Linked DNA regions of Mus musculus: region 1 is linked to region 2. A link is a loop called in an ENCODE intact Hi-C map of the cell type or tissue named here. Cell type or tissue: heart. All regions are shown on one strand. Links, peaks and the distances in the headings refer to the core of each region. The heading gives the core; the rest is flanking DNA.

What was found. A loop is a pair of places that touch in the nucleus more often than their neighbours do. Peaks named below come from ENCODE experiments on the same cell type or tissue, not always from the same donor. Only the 100,000 strongest peaks of a DNase experiment are listed, where the experiment ranks them.
Region 1: it touches region 2 in a loop (4-fold over the local background); 9 of 42 quality-filtered maps call a loop at or near these places.

What each region holds. Positions count from the first base shown.
Region 1 is chr5:36,532,737-36,544,767 of GRCm38, forward strand. Tbc1d14 (TBC1 domain family, member 14) reads right to left here. Exons shown (of 14, transcript NM_133910.3): 3 at 10,441-10,561. Among named protein-coding and RNA genes, the nearest start is that of Gm32528, 26 kb to the left of the region's middle. In heart, for the core only: a CTCF peak has its summit at 5,972 (motif pointing left); no DNase peak of the experiment used is centred there.
Region 2 is chr5:36,456,480-36,468,510 of GRCm38, forward strand. It overlaps Grpel1 (GrpE-like 1, mitochondrial), which reads left to right and starts at 8,706. Exons shown (of 4, transcript NM_024478.2): 1 at 8,706-8,776. The coding sequence starts at 8,715. 2210406O10Rik (RIKEN cDNA 2210406O10 gene) reads right to left here and starts at 8,375. Exons shown (of 3, transcript NR_126488.1): 1 at 8,036-8,375. In heart, for the core only: CTCF peaks have their summits at 2,621 (motif pointing right) and 6,526 (motif pointing right); DNase peaks (open chromatin) are centred at 6,532 and 8,542; H3K4me3 peaks cover 2,006 bases; H3K27ac peaks cover 1,741 bases.

The DNA of each region.
Region 1 (12,031 bases), core at 1,867-9,866, 77 kb after region 2:
GACTACATGTTATACCAGGAGATAGTGAGCAGGGTGACTTCTACTAACATGGGAAACATAAAGGACCAAGTATATCTTTCAGCGTTTTTCTCCATCAAACACTGGCATAGAATCCTGCATTCCCAGGCTTCATGCCTCCCCCGTTAGTGTGTTTGGTCTATCTGCTCAGTTTGTGCATCTGTAACACTGATATCTCTACCCATTGAAGTCAGGGAAACAAGACTGACTCACTGTTCACTTCCTAGCAGATCAAAGCTTCAAGAGCCTCATGGGATACTGAATACCATAAGAACCAAATGACAGTTGTAAGAAAAACTTCAATGTCTAATCTAGGGTGCTGGTCAGTAAATTATTAAACAGCAACTCCAAAGGCCACTATGTAAAAAATGAAATTATGCAACAATATATAAAACTATAGAGAAATATATGTTTTCAAAAAGTTGAACTGGTCTTAACCACATACTAAAGCTGAGCATCCTCCTAAGCCATTAACTAGCAAATGTAGTCTGACCCTTGCTCTCCTGAACACAAGCTGGTGCTGCTTGAGAGACACATGGTAAAGCCACAAACAAATGGACAAGGAATCCCAATTTAGAAAACGCCGTGGGGCTGGAGAGATGGCTCAGCGGTTAAGAGCACTGACTGCTCTCCCAAAGGTCCTGAGTTCAATTCCTAGCAACCACATGGTGGCTCACAACCATCTGTAATGTGATCCAATACCCTCTTCTGGTGTGTCTGAAGTCAGTACTCATATAAAATAAACAGATAAATAAATCTTTAAGGAAAGGAAGAGAGGGAGGAAGGGAGGAAGGAAGGAGAAAGACACTGTACAGGGACTATTTTTGAATAGTCCCTGAAGCCTGATAAACTCCCTTTAGACTAGATGGTCAAGGGGAACCTGAGAAGACACGCCTGAGCTGTGACCACCTTTCAAAACCACACTGAAGGAAGGGCACAAGCAAAGGCTTAGGGCAACAGAAAGCAAGCCAGAGAAGCCTGAACAGGGAAGGGAAAATATATGCTGGGGCGCACTGGGCGGAGGTGGTCCACCCACATTCATAGCCAAGAATACGTATTCAGCCCAAATGTGATCACTAGCCAGGAGACAGTCTGCACTGAGAGACTCTGTATCACCAGTATGTACCAGCACGGATGTTAGCTTCTTCATTAACAACAGGTGGTCTGCAGAATCTGCATTCAGATTCAGCCAACTGTAGATCAAACCATCCCTCAAGAAAGAAAAGTATCAGAAAGCCAAGATGCCTGGACTGACCACGCCATAACTCTCCAAACAACACAATGCTTCTTACACAGTGTTACACTGTATTAGGAAATGTAAGAAATGTAGAAATAGTTTAAGTACATGGTGGTGTTAAGTACCATTTTACAAAAAGGACTATAGTATCCGAGGATTTGAAGATCCATGGAAGGTTCTGAAACAAATCTCCCACATGACACTAAGACCCAACTCTCTAGGTTTCATACTGTAAGAAACCTCACCATGGACCTGGTCCTTCTCAGTTGCTGTGCCTGTCTTTGTAACATCCTCTACCAAGTGAAAAGTTTTGTTTCTACTTTGCTGAGTTTTTATCAGAAATGAATACTGGATTTTGTCAAATACTGTTTCTGCCTCAACAGGACCACGTGGTTTTCTTTAGGTCATAACACAACTGATGACAGTGGTTGTTTTCACACATCACACCCTCCTTGATTCCTAGGATAAACATGACCTAGTCCTCAGTGTTGGCTTGAACAAGTGTCTGGGGTTCACTCTGCTAATAGTGAGATCTGAGGATCGTGGACACTGGGCTGGGGTCAGTGTCCGGAGCATCAAGGAGCAGTTGGGAAATGTCTTCTTCCTCCTAAATTTGGCAGTGTTTTAAAACAACACACTATCAGTGAAACCATGTGGGCCTGGACAGTATCTGTCTTATCTTTCTCCTTGCCGTGGTCAAATACCCTGACAAAAGCGACATAAGGAGAAAGGGTTTGTTGTGACTCAGTTGCAGAGGGATGGAGGCCACCATGGTGGGGAAAGCACGGAACAAGAGCAGACGACCAGCTAATGACACTGCACTGACACACAGGAAGCACTGAGTGAGTGTGAAATGGAACCCCAGCACCCCAAGGCCCACCTGGGGATCCACTTCCTCCTCAAGGTTCCACAACCTTCCCAAACAGCTCAGCAGCTGTGTCCAAGTCTTCAAACATGTGAGCCCATGGGGATATTGCACATTCAAACCACCACAGTACTGAACTGTAATGTTCCTGTCTTAACATAAAAAGTGCAGGATAAATCTTATATCTTGGACGAGTTTTGGTGATTTCTAATTGCCAAAGAAATAAGACTATTTCATCTGACATGATAAGTTCCTGTAGAGAGTTATTCAAAGAATTCCATTTCCCCTCTCAGTTCTACAGGATCCAGGTGCTACCCCCTTTGCTCATCCCTTTCATTGAAAATGTGTTTCTGGGGCTGGCAAGATGGCTCAGTGGTTAAGAGCACTGACTGTTCTTCCAAAGGTCTTGAGTTCAATTCCCAGCAACCACATGGTGGCTCACAACCATCTGTAATGGGATCCAATGCCCTCTTCTGGTGTGTCTGAAGTCAGCTACAGTGCACTCATATACATTGATAAATCTTTTTTTAAAAATAGAAAGAGAAGAGAAGAGAAGAGAAGAGAAGAGAAGAGAAGAGAAGAGAAAAGAGAAGAGAAGAGTTGTTTCTCTTCCTTGGCAGTTCCGCTAAGGTGGATCAGGACGGGGACATTCAAAGAGCCCAGTCTGCTCTCACACACTCCCCTTTCTAGTTCTAATTTCATTCATATGTCTTTGTATCATTTGTTTCCTTCTGCTTTTTAGAGTCTTAAGATAGAAACCCGGCTTACTGATGTGAGACCTTCCTTCTTTCACTTGAATGTTATATATTTCCTACCCAACCTGCATCTTCCATGCTTTGGTATGTTGTATTTTTACTGTGTCAAAATATTTTCTGAGTTTCCTGTGGCTTGCTCAGTAGTTTGCTACTTATTTAACATCCACATTTAGGGAGAAGTTCTTAATATTTGTTACTGCTTTGTTTCTCTGTGATGAGTAACATATTTTACTTCAGTCCTTTTTCCACTGAAAGTTTCTTTTATGTCCCACACATGATCTGCCTGGGGAGTGCTCCACAAGCACTTGGATTGGCGACCACTGAAGGGTGGAATGTCTCCACAGGTCATTCAGCGCCTCCAGGTCCTGGCTTGCTCTGTCTGCAGCTGGTTCTTCTCATGTGTCTCAGAGCAGAGTGGCATTGACTCTCCATTTGTGAAGTTAACAGGTCCAGTTTTCTGCATCTCTGCTTGGATTTGCTACAGTCACTAGTGCAGAGAAAGCCTTCCGAGCTATCTGGTCTTCATCAGGCAAGAGCCCATTTTATCTCTGGAAACTGGCTTTGAAACCCAGTCCTTACTTTTTCTTTTTTCCTTTTTTTCTTTTTCTTTCTCTTTTCTTTCTTTCTTTCTTCTTTTTTTTTTTTTTTTTTTTTTTTTTTTTTTTGGTTTGTTTTGGTTTGGTTTTTCGAGACAGGGTTTCTCTGTGTAGCCCTGGCTGTCCTGGAACTCACTCTGTAGACCAGGCTGGCCTCGAACTCAGAAATCCACCTGCCTCTGCCTCCCAAGTGCTGGGATCAAAGGCATGCACCCACTGCCCGGCCAGTTCTTACTTTTTATGACATTAATATCTACCTTAAGGGAAGTGCTGAAGACTGAACCCAGGGCTCCATGCACACCAAGCACAAACTACCACTAAACTACACCATCAGCCCTATCTCTTCCTGTCCTATCCTAACATGTGTTCTCTTACATGTTCTGTATTTGAAAAGTTCCATGTAGAAAACAGAATTGGGTTATTTTTTTTCAAGCCTCTTTAACAACACTGGTGTTGGGGCCATCTGTACCTAACATGATATGGTCTGTCTAAGTTTAAGTACCGCCTTACTTGTCATTTGTTCTTTCCCGTTTCCTCTTTTCTGTCTTCATTTTGAGTTTTCTGAATTTTGTAATTCCATCTTAATCTCTCTATCATGCTTTTGGTCATCTTTCTGCAGAGTTCACTGATTGGCCTAGGAGCTGAATGATACGTGCAATTTTCCATGACCTGATTAGAATCAGTATTTTATGACTTCAAGTAGGAACCCACTGCCTTTCCCTGGTACATGATTGTCTAATATGTTACTTCTATATACAGTTAAAGACCCAAGCAATACTAACCTTTACCATTAACCTAACACATTTTTAAAGAACCCACTGAGAACTAACTGCCTATCTGAATTATGCCTTCTGCCCATATGTCTACCATTTCTATTCCTCTTTCTTCCTGTGTTCCAAGGTTCTTTCTAGTGCAATGACCCTGCAGTGGCCAACTCTTGTATGAAACGATCCCTGAAAGTATAGTCTTTGGCCAACTCTCTTACAACGAGGCTCCTGCCAGCAAACACGTTTAGTCTTCATCTGAGCGCCCTTTCCTTTCCCCTTTGTTCTTGATACAAGACTCTGGAATGACAGTTCTTTTCTTAACAGTCTAAAATTATTGATTCCCTTTATGAGTTTTTAACAAATATTTTCATTGTATTTTAATTGTGTGTATGTGGGGGCTATGAGCAGGTGTTTGTGGGTGCTAGCAGAAGCTCAAAAGGGGCACCGGGTTGGAGCTTGAGTTACAGGTGGACGAGCCTGCCAACCTGGATGTTGGGAACGGAACCTGGTTCTGTGCAAGCGCTGTAGCTGCTCTGATTGTTGGGCTCGCACCTCTCCAGCCCCCTCTGTTTTTGATGAGAAATTCATAGACATTCAAATTATTATTCCTCAATAAGTAATGCACTGTTTTCTCTTGATGATTGTAGACATCTTTGCCTTTACTTTCAACATTGGGTTATAACTTGCCAGGCCATGAACTTCTTAGAACTTACCCTGTTTATGGAGTCACTGACTTAACTTAAATCTGTAGGTTTGTGGTTTTTTGTCAAATTTGGGACATATTCGTTTACTTATTCTAATAATTTTGTTGTTGCTGTTGTTATAAATTCTTTCTCCGGGGATCTCAGTGCAGTGACATAAATTCAAACCAGTGACTCTGGCTTCTTCTTTTTGTTTTGTTTTGTTTTTATTATGATTTTTGTTTTATTCACTGGGTATGTGGCTGCAGGTGAGTACAGGCACATCCATACAGAATCTAGGAATTCAACTCAGGTTGTGGGACCTGCCCGCAAGCACCTGGACCTGTTAAGCCGTCTCCATCTTGCTGGGTTTTAAAACATTTTAGTGGTTTCTCCTGTGTTCAGGGTTATATTACTTTATTGCCTTTACTTTGATCTGTACTGTCCGACTGACTGCATTCAGGTGTGTGTTTCTATTTATAAATGTCCATTTATTTCTTACATTTTCTGTTTCTCAACTGTTTTTGTCTTTCACTCTCAAGAGTATCTACCCTATTTGCTGAAACATTCTTCTAATTGTTTCTTTAAGGTCTTACACAATCCCAACACGTGTTGATCTTAGGATCAGTGTCTATTGATCACCAAAGGACGTCCTAGTCCTGAAGCCCAATAATTCTGAACAATGTTCTAGACCTTTCTTTTAATATTTTAAAATGTATTGTATTTTGTGTATGTGCATTTTACCTGAGTGTATGTCTGTGCAGCACATGAGTGACTGATGCCAAGGAAGTGGTGAACCTCCATGTGGATGCTGGGAATCGAACCCAAGTCCTTTGCAAGAATGAGTGTTCTTAGCCACTGGACCAATTCTCCAGCCCACAGACTTTTCAAACATTATGTTCCAAGACATGGCCTGTGTAAATGTTGACGCTGTTATAACCTATTTGGATTCCAGATAGAAAGAATTACAAGTTCCAGCCAGCTTTTCTATCAAATTCAAGTTCTGAACTCAAGTTTTCAGCACTTTTGACTCTGTCTTGTATGTGCACCACCCAGTGGCCAGTCAGAGATTTGCATGCTCTATCCATCCAGTTCTACTGAAGTTACTTAGGGTCAGGTCCACGTACCCAGACAGACAGTGGCAGGAAGTCATAACAACCTTAAAGAAATCACTTTCCGGCAAGTCTCTTTGCAATCACCAAGTGCCTTCTTGCTCCCTGAGTCTCCTTGTTGTGGTTAAATAGCCACACACTTCCCATAACTATGTTGGCAAGAGAGGTGCAATCTCCTTTTCTCATCAGCTTCCCCTCCCAAGAGTGTTAGGCTCCTGTCAGACACCACAAGTGCTGCCCGCCATGAGACTGTAATGATGGCTGGAGAGTTGGCTCAGCTCACCCAGGTTCAACCCCCTGCACCCACATACATGGTTGCTCAATACAGTCTGTAACTCCAGCCTCAGAAGTTCTGTTACATCTTGGGCACCTCCTTGGGCACCAGGCACAGATGTGGTACACATACATACAGCCAAGCAAAATACATATAAAATGCTTATAAATACACATAAAATGCATATAAATACACATAAAATAATATTTTTTTTAAAGAACAGAGGGGAAAATAACACAAAGGAGGGTCTCTGCCTATCTCTAAGTACTGGACCCACTCTTTTTCCCAGGCACAGAGCCCCATCTGGTGTTCTCTTTCTGGGTTTGGTCTGCCTGAGTTCAGGCTAAAAATGTCAGTTTCTATTCAGCAGCACTCTGAATTATAGTCTTCTTGCACAGTCCTGCTACCATGTGCTCCCCAGCCCTGGCGAGTGGATGCTCTGTGCCTCTGTCCATGCAGTGTGCTCACTGGCGAGTGGATGCTCTGTGCCTCTGTCCATGCAGTGTGCTCACTGGGCCTGGAGAGGCACCGTATGCTTACTCTACCCACCTAAAACTGGGAAACTGAGTTTGTGTGTATACGTGTGCGTGTGTGCATGCGTTGCCTGTGCACACGTGCATGTACATGCCCATGCCATAGCACACAATAGTAAGTCAGAGGCCAACTTGCAGGAGTCCCTTCTCTCCTTCCAACTGTAGGTCCTGGGTTAGAAGTCATACTTAGTAAAGTTGACGAAATGAAGCAGGGTGCTGATGAAAATGAAGGCTGTATTCATTTCTTAGTGTTTTAAAATGTGTCTGTAGGTTTTCAGCTACCTCTGTTGAGCACCCAAATACACTCTTCCTGTAATGTGTGATCTTTTGTATCCCAGACCTCTCAGAAACCAGAGCTCAGAAGAATGAATGTCACTCTAAGCTGCCCTGGATTTACCACTTTCCGGCATTTTCTAACATCTAAAAACTGGCTTGATTCTGCAAAACCATACAAGACGATCCTGGGTAAACAAAGCTAACAACAAACCTGTAAGCCTATGGTTACGGTAACCAGCAGCTGCTTCAGTGAGAACCAACAGCGCATCAGCTTTCTGATCAACCTCACTCCCAGAGAACTATGTGAATTCCTTAACAAACAGCGAATAGCGCACACAGAACAAGACACCCATTTTATTCACCTTATTCACAAGGGACAGGACTGCACTTCTGAAATGCTATCACCAACCCTGCTGAGTGGCCACAGCCCTGTCACTCAAGCCCAGTGGGTGGAGAACCGTAGGCAGCACCTTACTCTGTAGCTCAGTGGCTAGAGAGTTTGCATGCTGCTGGGTGAACTTCTGGCCCTGTGTGGAGCTGGCCACAGTGATGGCTACTTCCTCCCAATAGCCAACATTCTCACTGAATAGCCATCACCCTTGGGATAATCTGTAGTTACTAGGACATGGCTCTGGGTCCCAAAACGCAGGTTTACTTCAGTGTGCTGGAGGCACAAAGCCTACAGACTTGCGCTTCTCACATACAGGTAACAAAGACAGGCCTCATCTCACTTCAAGAATCATGGCCTTGGTTTTATTCTCTTATCCTGGGTCATTTTTTATTCCCCTAAAAAAGTGTCTCCAAAGTCATCATGTAAGCTGATGGAAAGCAAGACAATTTTCAAGGTTTTTATGAAATTTGAAAAAGAAAAAGGTAAGTAACATTTTAACATCCCTCTTCTCCACCTGTCCCCCATACTTTCAAAGAAACTGAAGTCTCTAAGGCAAAACCAAGAAATGTAACTCAGACTGAATGAGGTCAGGTGCCTTGGGCAAAGCACAGAGAGTACTTCCATTACAACGTAGGCCTATTTATTAGCTGGAAATTGCAACAGCATCCCTTGACCAACTCCGGGCAAAATACACCACATAATTATGTCTTATGTTAGAGCAACACTGTATTCTAATGCCCAGTCCACACCTGAGGAGACCCAAAAGAGACAACTGTCCCAAGGTCATACAAGTGACTCTGTACACATCTGTTCCACTGCTCTACCACAAAGCTGGCAGCCACATCAGGACACACACTCTCACGGCCCTGGTGCCTGGCACACCACCTGATGCAGCACAGTGTGCACTATGTGCCTGTGGGCAGAGGTCAAAACACACCTGCAGGAGTCAGTTCTCTCCGCCACTGTGTGGAGTGGAGTCCTCATAGACTGCAGTCAGGGAATTAGACTCTTTCTTTCTTTCTCTCTTTCTTTCTTTCTTTCTTTCTTTCTTTCTTTCTTTCTTTCTTTCTTTCTCTCTCTCTCTCTCCTTCCTTCCTTCCTTCCTTCCTTCCTTCCTTCCTTCCTTCCTTCCTTCCTTCATTTTTTTGGTAGTCCCTCCACCCCTTTAAGACAAGTCTGGCTATCCTGGAATTTGCTCTGTAAACCAGGCTAGCCTCTAGCTCAGAGATTAGCCTGCCTCTGCCTCTCAAGTGCTGGAATTAAAGGTGTGCAACACCATCACTTGGCCCAAAGTTATGTTCTTAAAGCACCATTTGATGATGCTTCTCCAACGAAAATAATTCCAGAAAGCAAAATGGGGAATTCCAAGAATCCTTGGTTATGTTTTAGCTCTAAATACAGTTACTGTCACTGTCTCAGATCACACATATGGACAATCAAGGGTCCAACTCTGGCTTCTGTAAAGTCAGAGCCAGCAAGAGTGACAGAAGCCAGCTCAAGGCAGTGGTGCCCAAAGTAGTCACCCTGACTCTCTCCCTCTCTGGCTTTGCTAGGTTGGAGTCAGACCTAAAATATGAGAGGGACAGAGACACAAAGCATATACAAACCGGTCCCAGGAAGGACTGTGTGACTCATGCATAGGGTACAGTTACTTTCTTCATTATTGATGGCTAAAGCCAAAGGTCTTCTCAGCAGAACCGTGTTCCTGCACAGCCAGCTGGCCTCTACAGTTCCCCAGTAAGGCTCCAGAGCAGGTAACACATGAAGCAAGTGACCCCCAGAGTCACACAGATGCCTACTAACATAACTGTCACTCCTTCTTAACTGCAGATGAAATTACCCTACTTTATCTCCTAGGAAAGTTACAACTGAGTTTTGCATACAAACTCATATTTAATCGTATGCTCACTTAATAAGTCTCCATAATGACTAAAAAAATCAAAATGTAATTTACAAACGAGGTGGTGCCCACCTTTAATCCCAGGACTTGAGAGGCAGAGTCGGAAAGGCCTACAGAGTGAATTCCAGGCCAGCCAAGGATACACAGAGAAACCCTGTCTTGAAAAACATTTTCCCCCCAACATTGATAACCTTAGTGAGTTTCCCAGGGAAATGACAAACAATAGTCTAACAAATTTAATTTGGAAAGACATGAAAATGCACTGTGTGGATAGCCATCTTATATTCCTACATCTAACAGTCATCAGTCCTGTTCTTGGCACTCACGACCTCAGCCCCAACAGGTGCCTCTTCTCCAACATGGATTTGCAGGTGAGCTCAGCATAGGAAGGCCCTCCCGCCAGAGAGAGGCATGAGCACACCACTCAGGTCACAGCCTCCCTTCTGATCCCCAGGCTCAGCTCCAAAGACCTGTCTACTTTCCATAGCCTTAGGTGGGCTATGTCCTCTCTCAGACCTGAGGACTACCACTTAGTTGGTTCCCAAGAGGACTCAGAGAATAGCTAACTGCCCGTGAACAGAGATCTAAGGGGGTTGCTGCTGAGGACAACTACTCGGCCAACTGCAGACCTTCAGTTCAACAGGTTCAAGGCCACAGCACTTGGCCGACAGCGGACCTTCGAGCATGATGGCCTATCCATGTTCCAGAGCAAAATGAAGGATTTAAGCTCCAGGATGTATGGAGCCTGCTTTAGTATCAAGCACAATAAAGCTAGATTATAAACACATCTGCAACTGTTACTGGAAAGACTGACTAAAACGCATCAAGTTTAAATATCTAAAGCCCTGCTGAACTTCCCTGTATGCATGCTACAATCTGTAAAGAGGAGAAGAGAGTTAGATCCCAGCACACACTGTGTTCGGACTCGGGTCTATGATCCCAGGCACCCAGGGAACACAGAGAGCTTTACACCTTCCAGCCTCCGTGAGAGTACGGTGTGGCTGATGAGCACACGCTGCACTCATCAATGCCTTACCTTCTGGGTCTTCTTTGAATCTTTCTGAGCAGTCTCTCGGAGTGGGACTTTTCCAAACAGCTTCCATCCCAAGTCTCTCTGTCTATCAAGCCTTGCATTTTGTTTTCTAGCAAGCAAATTCCTATAGAAAGAAAAGAAAAGGGCTAGGCCATTTCTGGGTGTTTACAGAGACACTCAGGCTAACAAGAACAAATCAAACTTTGCTTTGAGAGGGACTCTGTGCAATGAGCACACATTAACACTTAAGACTTGGTTTGTACACACACAGATCTTAGATACAAGTTTGCTGTAGCCAACTACTGTGTGTACCAATTCCACTATTTAGAATTTTAACAATGTATCCAATAATAAAGTAAATCAGCAAAAGTCAGCCAAAATGAGTGGAATGTCTGGCTCTGCCGCTCACTAGCTGTGAGTGTGGACCAGGAAAGTAGTCTGAGTCTCGGTTTCCTATGAGTGACAGAGACCCCACTTGTGATCCCCAAGTTCAGTTACAAACAGGCATTTCAAGGACAGCAGTCTTTCAGATCATAATTGCTTTAGTAGCTACCTTCTAGCTTAAATTATCTGCAAGATGATCTATACAGCCTCCAAGGATCAGAGAAAATCATTCGTGAGATGGTCACAAGGTCTTTCCTACCAGCAATATGTAAACCAAAGCTCCGGAAACTCCAAGTCCTAACTGGCAGTACAGATAAATCCGGTTCTCAGCTCCACTGTACAGGTACAGTCAGGTGCAGGCATTAATGCAAATGGCTTCCAGGGTGCCCCCCAAAGCAGACATACCTGTAGCTTTCCAGTAAGTTTAAAAACATATCAAAACAAAGGCTTCAAAAAAGAACAATAGCCAGCCATGGTACCATACACCTATAATTCCTGAATTTTGGATGTTGAGGCAGGAAGACTACTTTTAATTCAAGTTCAAGGCTAGCGTGAGCTTTAAGGAGTCTGAGGCCAGCTTGGGCTACATTATAGCAAGACTCTGTCAAAAAAAGAGGGAAAGTGAGTGGGGGCAGGGCCATGAGAATGAATTGCTTTCACTGTTTTCTCCCCATGTTTCTGTTGTGACTGTAACAGAATCCATTTCAGAAATGGTTTCACAGCCCAAAATATTTGTAAACACAAACAAATGAACTTTGGGCATTCTAGAGTTTCAACACATTTACCACCGAAGGATTTATGCAATTTAAACCAAGAAAAGCCCGAGGCACCCACGAATGCTAAGAACATGGGATACCTAGAACCCGAGTTACTGGAAGGACTGTGTATGCCTGAAGAGGAGCTGGCAGAGATGGTGAAGCAAGCCACAGGAAAGGGAAGACCACACAGCAACAGCAGCAAGGAGGACAGTACTGCCTGTTCAGGAAAAGAATCTGAGCCCTCACTGAGCAACCAGCGCAAGCAGCATATGGGATGTAAAGAAAGGGATGGGGCCCAGCTCTTGCATTTATGTCTTGGGAGTGCTAGTCACTGCAACAACAGGACCAGAGATGAAAAGAAGCACTTGAAGGCACGCTGTCTGAGACTGCACAATGGAAGTGCAGACAAAACTAAAGAGTATCCAGATTCAAAGCCGCTTAGTCAGTGTCAA
Region 2 (12,031 bases), core at 1,549-9,548:
GCCTAGGTCAGAAGCAGCAAGCTATGGCTTGCAGGTCCACCGGCCATCTTCTCCTTTGTGTAGTGTTATTGGAATTGGCGGTGCCCCTCTACTTGTGAGGGCTGTAGGCAGCATTGTGCTGCAGAACTATGACAACAGAGCATGGGGCCTGCAGGCAGCTCAGTGCTTGCCCACTGCTCCTTACCAAAAGCCTATGACCCTGAGAACCGCAGGCAGCCAAGTTCATACTCAGGGCAAAGGGTGTCCCAACCATGGGTCTCACTGAAGAGGGTGCTGCTGGGCCTCTGGAAGGCAGAAATGGAGTCCTGGAGACAGCAAAGTGTGAATGAGTGGAAGCCCTGCTGTCCCTTCCAAAACCACCAGATCTGGGGAAGACTGAGGAGAAAGGGCACATCTGTTGCTCAGTCAGTCACTGTGATGATCCATTCCAGGTTGCCTGGGCTGCCCTAGTTCCTCCTTTGCCCAAATGCCAGAGACCTTCCTTTTACAGTAGTCATCTTTGCAGCAGCACACACCCACCTCCATCTCAGCCTCTCCACAGAGCCCACCTCACCCCTCCATCTCAATCCCACCAGAGCCCACCTCACCCCTTCATCTCAGCCTCTTCACAGAGCCCTCCTCACCCCTCTATCTCAGCCCCAGAGCTCACCTCACCCCTCCATCTCAGCCTCTCCACAGAGCTCACCTCACCCCTCCATCTCAGCCTCTCCACAGAGCCCACCTCACCCCTCCATCTCAGCCTCTTCACAGAGCCCTCCTCACCCCTCCATCTCAGCCTCTCCACAGAGCCCTCCTCACTCCTCTATCTCAGCCCCAGAGAGCCCACCTCACCCCTCCATCTCAGTCTCTCCACAGAGCCCTCCTCACCCCTCCATCTCAGCCTCTCCACAGAGCCCTCCTCACCCCTCCATCTCAGCCTCTCCACAGAGCCCAACTCACCCCTGTATCTCAGTCCCTCCACAGAGCCCTCCTCACCCCTCCATCTCAGCCTATCCTCAGAGGCCTTGCTGAGGTCCTGCAGTGCTGGGTGTGATGCAGAGCCAGCATCAGGCTGTGGATAAAGAGCCAGCGATGAGTTGTGAGTCAAGCTTTTTGGTAGGAAGGGGTGGGATAGGGTTTTAAAGTGTGAGAGTGAGGGGAGGTAAGAGCTTGGTGAATCCATCCCAGGAGAGGATGGCCGGCTTAAAGAAAGGCCACTGCTGTGACAGAAGTTTCTTGGACATGTGTGAACCGAGTGCCCTTTAATGCTGGGAGCTCACAGCAAGGGCTGTGCTAGTAAGCTTTCAAAGCAACCTCACTGAAGTTAGAGACAAGGCAGGGTGGACACCAGCACAGCTCCCCTTCAATATGAACTGAGTGTGGAGGAGGCTGGGAGAGATGGACGGGCACTGAGTCAGCATGTGGAACAACTGTCAGCCCACAAGGTGACTAACTAACAACACACTGCTGAAGGGCTCTGCCAGGCCCCGGCATGGCAAGCGTGCTGCCCACTGGTTTTGTCTTTGACCCTTCTCTCCCTTATTAAAAATTGTTAGATGACATTCCTAAAGCTAGCTTCCAAGGCCCATTCCCTTATTTGGCTCCACTAACTCATTCCTGAGACAAAACACCAAGGTCCAATAATCAAAACTCATTACTTGGCTAACGCGTCCAGTCAGGATTTACCAACTCACCCTAGCACTTACCCGCCCTCTCCCTCCTCAAACCCCACTCCCGTGGAAACGCCTGCTCAGGTGTGCTGCTGCTGCTTCAGTCTGCTTTTGCCGCCCCCACCTCACCCCACCCCCAGAGTAATAAATCTCCTTTGTGCTAAGAATTTGGTGTCTGGGTGTCCTGTACTGCTTCTGAGGGGGGCTAACCTCCCTTACAACTATAGTGGCCCCCAAAAAATCTTAAAGGAGAGGCTTTGAGTTTCACAACTAAGAATTTATAGAGATGGCAGGCTTAGCATAATCTAATGTCATACAGTGTGTGTATGGGTGACACTGTCACAAGCACCCTACAAGTAAGCATAATTTTCCTAAAATAAGCTTAAAGGGAGGCAAGATCTTGGCCAGCCTGGGCTACATGACAAAATAATAACAGATTTCAATTTTAAAATATCAACACTGAATGGAGGCAAACGCAGTAAGAAAATGAAATGAGAAGTGAGTAAGGGAAGGCGTGTCAAGTAGAAGGCAGAGCTGACTTCAGAAGAGCGGCTACTTCAGACACAGTATTAACGGGGGCTGGGGAGACACGGCTGCACAAGCGTGGGAACCCAGGTTCAATTCCAGAATCCTAAAGAAAAAGAAAAACAGACAAACAAAACTGAAAGCAAGTAGCACCATGGTTATAATCCCAGGAACGGAATGGGAAGGGGGAATTAGCCTCACCAGCGAGCCCTGGGGTGCCATGAGAGGTCCCGCCTCAAAAGCAAGCAGGGTCTATCTGACGTCTGATGCCACATGTTCTACATGCATTCTCACACATAGGCACTCGCCTATACATGTGCATGCACACTCTTGTAAGCATACATACATATGTGTACACACGAGCACACACACATATACACGACTAATGGACTGAACACAATTTTAAGTGGCAACAATGAATACTGATAATACAAATAAAATAAAGGTGTGGCCACCAGATGGCAGTAGCACTCGGGGGCTGGTAGGCTGATCTTGACAGGTGCAGGAAGCAATGGCACAGGAAATTAACTACAAAGAAATACACCTTTCTATTAAACATATGTGTTATTGTCAGATTTATTTTAAATGTGTGTGTGTGTGTGTGTGTGTGTGTGTGTGTGTGTGTGTGTACAACTCTCAGGACTTGGTTCTATTCACCCACTGCAGGATCCAGGAATCAAACGCAGACAGCCAGGTCTATCTCTAAACACTGATTCCACTAGTGTGGTGATGCACACCTTTAATCCCAGCATTCTGGAGGCAGAGGCAGGCTGATATGTATGGATTTCAACCCAGTCATGACTGTGTCATGAGAGCCTGTCTCACACAATTTAAAAAAAAAAAAAAAAAAGATCCTACCTCATGGCAGGCTTCGTGCTCACAGTGACTCAGGACAGAGGAGTAGTCTGAGAGGAGCCTGAAGATGCAGGAGTGATCCCACAGGGAACAGAGGACTCCCAGGTCCAGCCCCTGCAGACACATCCCCCTGTTTTCCTAGCCCTGAGCAGGTGGAAAGCCCGCTTTCCACCCTACTTCTTTTTGAAATATTCCTAACACACTGAGGAGTAGGGTTTATCTGTGGGTTCTGCTGGAGGCCCTGTGTGTTTTCAGTTTCCCATGGCTGTGATAAAATATGCAAGGCAACCAGCGAAAGGGCAAAGGGTCTCTCCTGACTTGGTTTCAGAGGTTTCACCCCTGGTCACTAGGCTCCATTCATTCTGGCCTGTGACGAGGCAAGACTGCACGGCTGGGAGCATGTGGTGGGACACATGCTCACCTAATGACCTTCGGGAAGCGCAGAGAGAGAGAGAGAGAGAGAGAGAGAGAGAGAGAGAGAGAGAGAGAGAGAGAGAGAACGCACCAGAGCCACAAGGGTGAGTTTATAACAAGTCCCGCCCTCTAGACCCACTAGCCTCTAAGTACATCACTATAGTTTTATACTTAGAGGTCAGAAACCTCATGATGAGCCAACCAACTTCCACAGTTGTTTCAAAAACAGTGCTAATGTGGTCTGGGGAGATAAGATGCTTGCTGGACAAGCATGAGAACCTGAGCTCAATCCCAGAATCAAAAAAAAAAAAAAAAAAAAGAAATAAGAAGAGAAAGAGAGAAAGAAGGATGAGTGAATGAACAAACCTGGAAGTAGTGCCATGATTGTCATCCCCCAGCCTCTGAATACCACTGCACTAGGAACCAAGGTTCCAACACATACACTTTTGAGAGACAGCAGATTCAAACTCTGGCTCTGTCCTGCCTCAGAGCTAAACAACGGTACCCAAATGTGCCCCATCCTAAGCACTTGGCCTATAGACATGGAACTGTGCGAAGGTGGTTAAATTAAGGAACTAGGATCATCTAAATCACTGAGGGCTCAGGACAAGCACTGAGCTCTTATGAGAGGACTCCAGGAGGGCTAGAGGAAGCCAGAGGAAAGGGCAGGGGATGGTGGTGGGAGATACAAGGGCCTCACTCACACACACACATGCGCACACATGCGTGCACGCACACACACAGAGCTAAGGCGGCCCCTTTCTGCAGCCCAGGGAGGCTGGCTCCATTGACCTCTGCCTCCCAGAGTGAGGGAGTAGTAGATGTCAGTCCCTTCACAGTCCTGTGTGTAATAACTGTCTATGCAGCCATCTCCCTCACAGTGGGCGAACTGGGATGGCAGGCATGCCAGGGCTGGCAACCAAAAGAAAGGGAAGCCACAAGGGAAAAGCTGTCATCCTTAAGTCACCCCATGAGTCAGTTTCCAGCATTCCCATGGTAAACACTCACTATTGTGTAGGACCCCTCCCCACTTATGTATGCCCATGGCACTTTCCCAATTCTGACATTTTTCTGACTGATCTGACCACCACACGGGAAGGTTCATGGTGCCCATTCAGCCAGACAATGTAACCAGTTTTATAGTCAAACCTTCTCTCACACCCACTAGCTTTATAAGATGGGTTTGTCAGGATCCTGGGACTTTAGCACCTCCCAACTCTCCTTTGGTCCAGCTAAGGCCACTTGACATCCACTCCTGTGACTATCCTGAATGTGTCTAGGAATCCAGATGCCACCATCACCAAAATGTTCCCAGGGAAATGGAGGCTAATGTTGCGTTTGCTCATCTCCCATGCATCTGCCAACCCAAATAAAAGGCCTCACAGGAAGTCTCTGGAGCCGGTGACTGCAACCTGATCATCCATAGCCTTGCCTCCTCCCCACAGTAGTATTTTTCCTACCAAGAGCATCTCTTTCCATTTGGAACCCATGTATCTGGGTGGGGTGGAGAAAGCCAAGTTTCTATGAGTCAGGGGTCATAAGGGCAACCAAGAAACCAAGGTGTAAGACACATTTCCATGCTCTGCATCAAAGCCCACTGTAAGGGCATAACAAATGGGGAGAAGGCAGTGCTGTAGCTTCTGTGAGATAAACCAGCTCTCCTCTCCAAAGCTCAGCAGGCCCCAGGGAAGGGCTCACTCCCAGGCTCCGCCCAGAGGTTGGTTATTTCCACTCTTCCAGGCAGCAGGTCTGAAGTGCTCATATTCTGACTGGCTTAGGCTGGGGATTGCCTCTCTGCTTCTAGGAGCACTTGTCCACCTTCCAGACAGTGATGGGGACTCTAGGCTTTCTCCCAATTTCACCTGAACTTTACTGCTGGCTGCTTTTAAAGGACTTAAAACCTCAAACTTACAAGTCGCTCTCTACCTCAAGAACAATGGACTTGGGACATGGATACCAAGTGCAAGCTCCTGCCCAGAAGCACCTAGACCTAGTGTCTGACTGAGTGATGGGGAAGGTGCGGGATGGTCCTTGGAGTCCATCTAGAGCACTGCCTGCTACTCCTAGTTTCCTAGTTACCTCTTCCATTACTGTGACAAAACAGCTGGCAAGAAGCACCCTAAGGGAAGAAGGGCTCATTTTGGTTCAAGAGGGTTAGAGTCCATCCTGGTGAGGGAGGCACCGACAGGAGCTCAAGGCTGCTCGCTCACATTTCCAGGATGAGGAAGCAGAGGGCAACAGACAGCAGCGGGTACTCCGCAGGCTTTCTTATTCTCGTCTTGGCTTCAGTCCACGGGATGCTGCCACTCCCATTTAGAGTGGATCTTCCCTCAGTTCAACCTCTCCGGGGGTTCTCTGTGATAGTATCATAGACATGCCCCCACGTGTCTCCCCTAGGTGATTCCAATCCAGTCAGGGTAGTAAAGAAGGTGAACCCCCACATCCCTCAATACTAGATGTTTCCAAACTGGACGACTCCAAGTTGCATGAGGGGATGAAGAGCCACCCCTTACCTGAGGCACCACCACCATGTCACTGAAGGCAGTGACATTTGGACGTTTGGAGTCAGCGCTGGTTCTGCTTTCCACCCCAGTGGTGCATGCTGGGCAATATAAAGGAATATTCAAGAGCCCTGTCTTCTTCTGTGATTCACCTAACCTGGCCAACCACTTTTCTGCCCAGCAAGTCTTGGGTCTGATCCATAAGAGGACATCTTAAAGCACCTGACACACAGCAGACATTATGCTGGAATGCATATCACGCCCACAGTCAAGCTGTGGGGCCATCTTCAGGACCTTCTGAGGACTGGCTTTCTTTGTAAACACCACTTCATCCTCTCTGGGGCCACCCCACGTGTTCATTTGATCTTCCAGCATCCCTGTCTCTGCTGGGCCGTCCATGACAACTGCTAAATGTGAACTCAGAGAGCTAACCTAAGTGTTTTCTCCAGGCAGCTCCATCTCCTTGTGTAGACTGCTGCCCGGGTGGGTGGTGAAGTTCTGGACCTCACGGGGACTACAGAACTGCCTAAGATGGTAACCTCAGGAGATGGCCCCCACTCAAGTAGTTCCTGAGTGGGTCGCCAGGTGGCAGCACAGGCCCGTATGCCTCCTGGCAGGAGAACCCCAGCTTGAGAAGGGATTCAGAGTCCCCAGGGTCCTCACCCCTGGGAAGACCCATACCTCCACACACAGCAGCTCTAACTCTTCATCTGTCTCTGCTTACAGATGTGCTGGTCACGGGCATTCTCATTTCTTTGACGCCTTTCAGCAAATGAGAAGACCCAAGATTTAAGAGGAACCATGTTCAGGACAGAAGAAATCTGGTGACCTGGTGTTACTGCCAGGGAAAGCCACAGGAGGTCTAAGTCTTATTTCAGAAAGTTTCAAAGGAAACTGTATAAGCCCCATGGTATTCATCGCCGGCTTCAACAATGTCATCACTTTCCCACAGTCTTACAAGAAACCTCACCTTTTAAAACTAGAGTATTTTTTAAAGCCCTTGCCAGCCAATATGACAATGTACCATAAATATTCCCATCCAGAGCTCTGCCCATTGGCCCATATTGTTCCCTAACAAAAGGGCCAGCGCACTGAATAACCATCTGATACCCGTCCCACTCCAGTCCCCTGCCCTTTTCACGGTTGGTTTGTTCCATCACAACCAAGTGCCATAGACTCAATCCAATTATGTCTCTTGATTTCATTGGTGCTCTAAGTATCCCTTCTCCTCTTACTCGACCCCAGCCCTAATGAATTAACAAATCAGGTCACTTGTCCTACAAAACACCAGTGAACCAGGATTCCTGGAAAGAAACTGTCTGCAAAGGCCAATTGACGGATTAAAGCCTCAATGACTGGAGATGCTGAACCTTGCAGGTGCAGAGCCTAGTTACAATTTATCTTGGGCTATCTTTAGTTCATTAAATAGATTCCCTGCCCCACTCAGTGTCAGACCTAACAGCAGGAAAAGACGATTAAAATCTTGGTAACACAGTAACAAAACTCTAATCTCCACCAAAGGGCTAAGCTTGCTATCAAATAGCATCTGCGGACTACAGCTGAGATTCCCGTTTGCTATAATCACCTACTTAATGTTTTCACTAATATATTTTATGTCTTGAGTTGTGGCTTTCTTTGTTCTGCTACTATGCAAACGTCCTGAAACTGTTTTCACGTTGGAACACAGGTGTCCTAAAACTGTTTCTGGGCCAGTCACTCATAAATGACTCCAGAATAAACTTATTTCCTATGAGGTGAGAGCTGTGCTTTTTGTGTGGACATGCTCTGCCCCACGCCCACGGCGGGCAAAAGGCAGCATGTGCTGGGGAAATGATTTTTAAAAGAGCGAAATTAAATAATAGAATTTTGGTCCCTTTTTTGTTTGTTTGTTTGGTTGGTTTGGTTTGGTTTGTTTTACGAGACAAAATTTCTCTGTGTAGCTCTGGCTGACCTGGAACTCACTCTGTAGACCAGGCTGGCCTAGAACTCAAGAGATCCGCCGAGAGCACACACAAGCCGTAGTCCACGGACGAAGCGTTCTGTCTCGAGATTTGCGGGAGCCGGGGGGAGGAAGGAAGAAGCTGCACATACCTAGACAGGACAGAAAACGTCCTCCGACAACTCTCAGCTCTGCGACCTCCCCCATAGCAGTGACCAAACATCAGCACCCATATTTTCGAAGCTCTCCTGCACACACTGCTGTTAGTTTTTTTTTTTCTTATGTTGCGTTCTGAGAAAATTGGAGGTGGCCGAAAGTACAAAATCAAGTAACGCTCATCGGGCCGTCCACAGCCAGCCTGTTGACACAACGCGCTTGCGGCATAGTAGAGATGGGGTCCGTCCCTTCCCGGGACACCCACGTTCCGCCCGCAGAAGGTAGCAGGAGCCTAAAGCGAGCACCAGTCACTTGGCACGAGTTCCCGGGTCCCCGCCTAGCGCTCGCCGCCTTCTGCCCGCCCTGACGCTCTTCCTCTTCATTGGCTGTCCCCTGGCGCGACCACGCCCACAGAAGCTCCATTTTCCTCCACTCCTCCCACCTCACCTTTCACCTCCTCACCTTCCGGGGCTCCCAGAAGCCTCAGTCTCCGCCCACCGGAGAAGGAGGAAACAGAATTCCGTCATGACTCGTAATTATTGGTGGAAATGGTCTGTCCATCAGAACAACAGCGGTCACGGATTAGCTAAAAAGCAGCAGTAGGTGGGAAAACCGGTGTAAGGGGCGTCCGCGCATGCTCAGTGTGGGCGCAGTGACGCGACCTCGGGGGCAGTCATGGCGGCTCGGTGTGTGAGGCTGGCGCGCCGCAGCCTCCCGGCTTTGGCACTGTCGTTCAGGTAAGAGAGCTTCACTCCTCTGCGTCGGCCTCACTCACGGCCGAGAGCTCTGGTGGGGGGTTTAGCGGCAGGACTGGTCCCCGCAGGCGGTGCCCGTGCACCCTGAAGTCACATCCTCACCATCGAGTCCCTGTGCCTGTTCTCAACGCGCGGCTGTCCTGGTGTTTACTGTGCGGCACTGCGCGAACTGGGCTCAAGAGACGAGAAGTGGGGACGCTGGGGCGTAAATGCGGGGATCTGGGTGATGCGTCAGGTGGAAGGCTCCGCCATTTGTTTGTCTGGTGACACACGGCACTCTCTCGGGCATAGGGGCACCACCCCTCCTGGAATTGCAAAAGTCAAGCTTAGAAGCGGGAGACTTGCCCAAGGTCAGGCAGCCAGGCAGAAGCCCGCCCGACCAGGGGCTGGGGTTGCTAATCCCTAATCCAGTCCAGGATGTGTACTGCCTGGTTTGTGGGCTTTTTCCACTCACATTCCTTCCCCCACTTTTGCCCTCCGCGGAATGTGAGGTCCAAGGAGCAAGAAAGCCAGTGTGTGTGCAGTTTATTTAGACAATGCCCATTTTTGCCATCTTTACTTTTACCCGTGGCTTCAGGTTTTTGAGTCGCATCTCCAAAGTTAGGCTCAGTATCTTTAGCTTGTTCCCTGCTAGGACCAAGTTTTTGGTTGATTAAAAAAAGAGAGACTTTGCCTGAGTCTTATGGAAACGGAGTGAACGGGAGCTGGCCTTTTCAGCGGGTGAGAGTGAGCAGGCGGATGATCTCGTACTTGTGACTAAAAGATGAAAACAGGTCTATGTTGTGCAAAGCAGGGAGGAGTCTGAAGTATTCCGGGGGAAGCACTTCCTATTTGTGGTGCTCTGTTTAGAGTTGACAGGAAAGAACCCCCATTTCCCATCCCATCCGGCCCTGTCCCATCCCCCAGCTTGGTTCATGTCTATCTCTGAAATTGTGGTTTTGAAGAAAGATGCTCTAGTAGGAAGTCATAACTCCACAGTATCCCATAAGCTTGGCTTCCCTCTTTCCTCCGAGACATAGCCCTAGGAATTCCTGCCCTGAAAGGATCTATACAGCAAAACTGATCTGCTGAAAGGCTGTGGTGGTCACTCCTAGGGGTGGAAATAATTCATAGTGAAGGCAGCCTTCACATTTTGTAGGTTTTTATATTCTTAGCATAATTTTGCTTCTCAGAATTAATTACTGATCTTTCTTTTTTAAACTTACGTGTGTGGATGTTTTGCTTGTATGTGTATGTCCATGTGTATGCCAAGTGCCTTCAGAGTTCAGAAAAGTGTCAGATACCCTGGAACTCTTAGAGTTAGGTAGTTGTTAGCTGGGAATCAAAGTCAGGTCTTCCACAAGAGGAACATGCTCTCAACCACTGAGCCCAACTCTCCAGCCCAGATTCTTAGACTTTTTAAAAGCGTGAAAGTAAAAATAAAATTAAAAGATCACTGCTGGAGCCAGAGAGAGATGGATGGGGCTCATTGGTTATACACTGGCTGCTTTTGTGGAGGACCCAGGTTTAATTCCCATCATCCACACTGGGTAGGTCAGCCACCTGTAACTCCAGCCCCAGAGATCCCACACCTCTTCTGGCTGCCTCTTCAGACTCACTTCCAGGACTCCTTTGGACTTCTCTTCCCATTTCCTCTGCATACACTCCCACTTTCATCTCTCTGTCCAAGTGATTCCCAGTTCCTGAGATGTATCTCTCTTACCCACCCTACTCTGTAACTCACCTGGGCCTGCTGTGGACCTGTGCACAAGAGCACACACTGTAATCCCAGGACTCAGCACCTGGGAGACTGAGGCTAGAGGATTGCAAGTTTATTGCCAGACTCAATCTCTGAATAAACAAATACATCAGAAAAGAAAACTAGGAGCTGGAGAGAAGTCTCAGTGGCTGAGAGCGCTTGCTGCTCTTGTAGAGGACCTAAGTTTAGTTCCTAGCATCCACACTGGGACAGATCACAACTGCCTGCAGTTCCAGCTCCAGAGTATCCAGTGGTTTTTGGCTTTCATAGGCACCCAAACTTATGTGGCATATACTTACACAGACACACACAGACAAACTTATGTGGCATATACTTACACAGACACACACATATAAACTTATGTGGCATATACTTACACAGACACACACATATAAACTTATGTGGCATATACTTACACAGACACACACATATAAACTTATGTGGCATATACTTACACAGACACACACATACAAACTTATGTGGCACATACTTACACAGACACACACACACATACAAATTTATGTGGCACATACTTAACACAGACACACACACACATACAAACTTATGTGGCATATACTTACACAGGCACACACACACATACAAACTTATGTGGCATATACTTACACAGACACACACACATACAAACTTATGTGGCACATACTTACACAGACACACATACAAACTTATGTGGCATATACTTACACAGACACACACACATACAAACTTATGTGGCATATACTTACACAGACACACACACATACAAACTTATGTGGCACGTACTTACACAGACACACACACACACATACAAACTTATGTGGCATATACTTACACACACATACAAACTTATGTGGCACATACTTACACAGACACACACACACATACAAAGGCACACAGACAGACAAACATGCACATAATAATATAATAGCAATACATGTTTTTCTTTTTTGTTATGTCAGTTTGTTGGGCATTGTGGTCCACACCTTTAACCCCAGCACTTGGGAGACAGAGGGAGTCAGAGCCCTGTTGAGTTTGGGGCCAACCTGTTATACATATCAAATTCCTAGCCAGCCAAGGTTACAAGAGTGAGGTCCTTGCTCAGAAAAGAAAAACAGCCTCCTGGGCTTCCCTGCAGCCATAGGTCACTGTTTTGGGTGTTTACTTTTTGCTGTCTGGCAACAAGATTTTTGCTTAGGCCACTGTCATCAGCAGGAGGTACAGTGGGTCTTATTCTATGAAAGGGGTCTGGGTGCTTGGACTCAAGGGGACACCATAGAATACATGAGAAGATAAATAGGGGACACCGGCCAAGGGTGGATTACAGATTGTACATAGTCACATGTCACTTAATGACAGGGCTGCTTTCTGTGAACTGTTTTGTCAGGTGATCCTGTTAGTTGGTGGGTATCAGAGTGCATTGATAACACCTAATGGGGCAGCCACAGCCACCTATGCCATGTACTGTTAAAGACTGTTAGGATAGGGGCAGAAATAGAGAGATA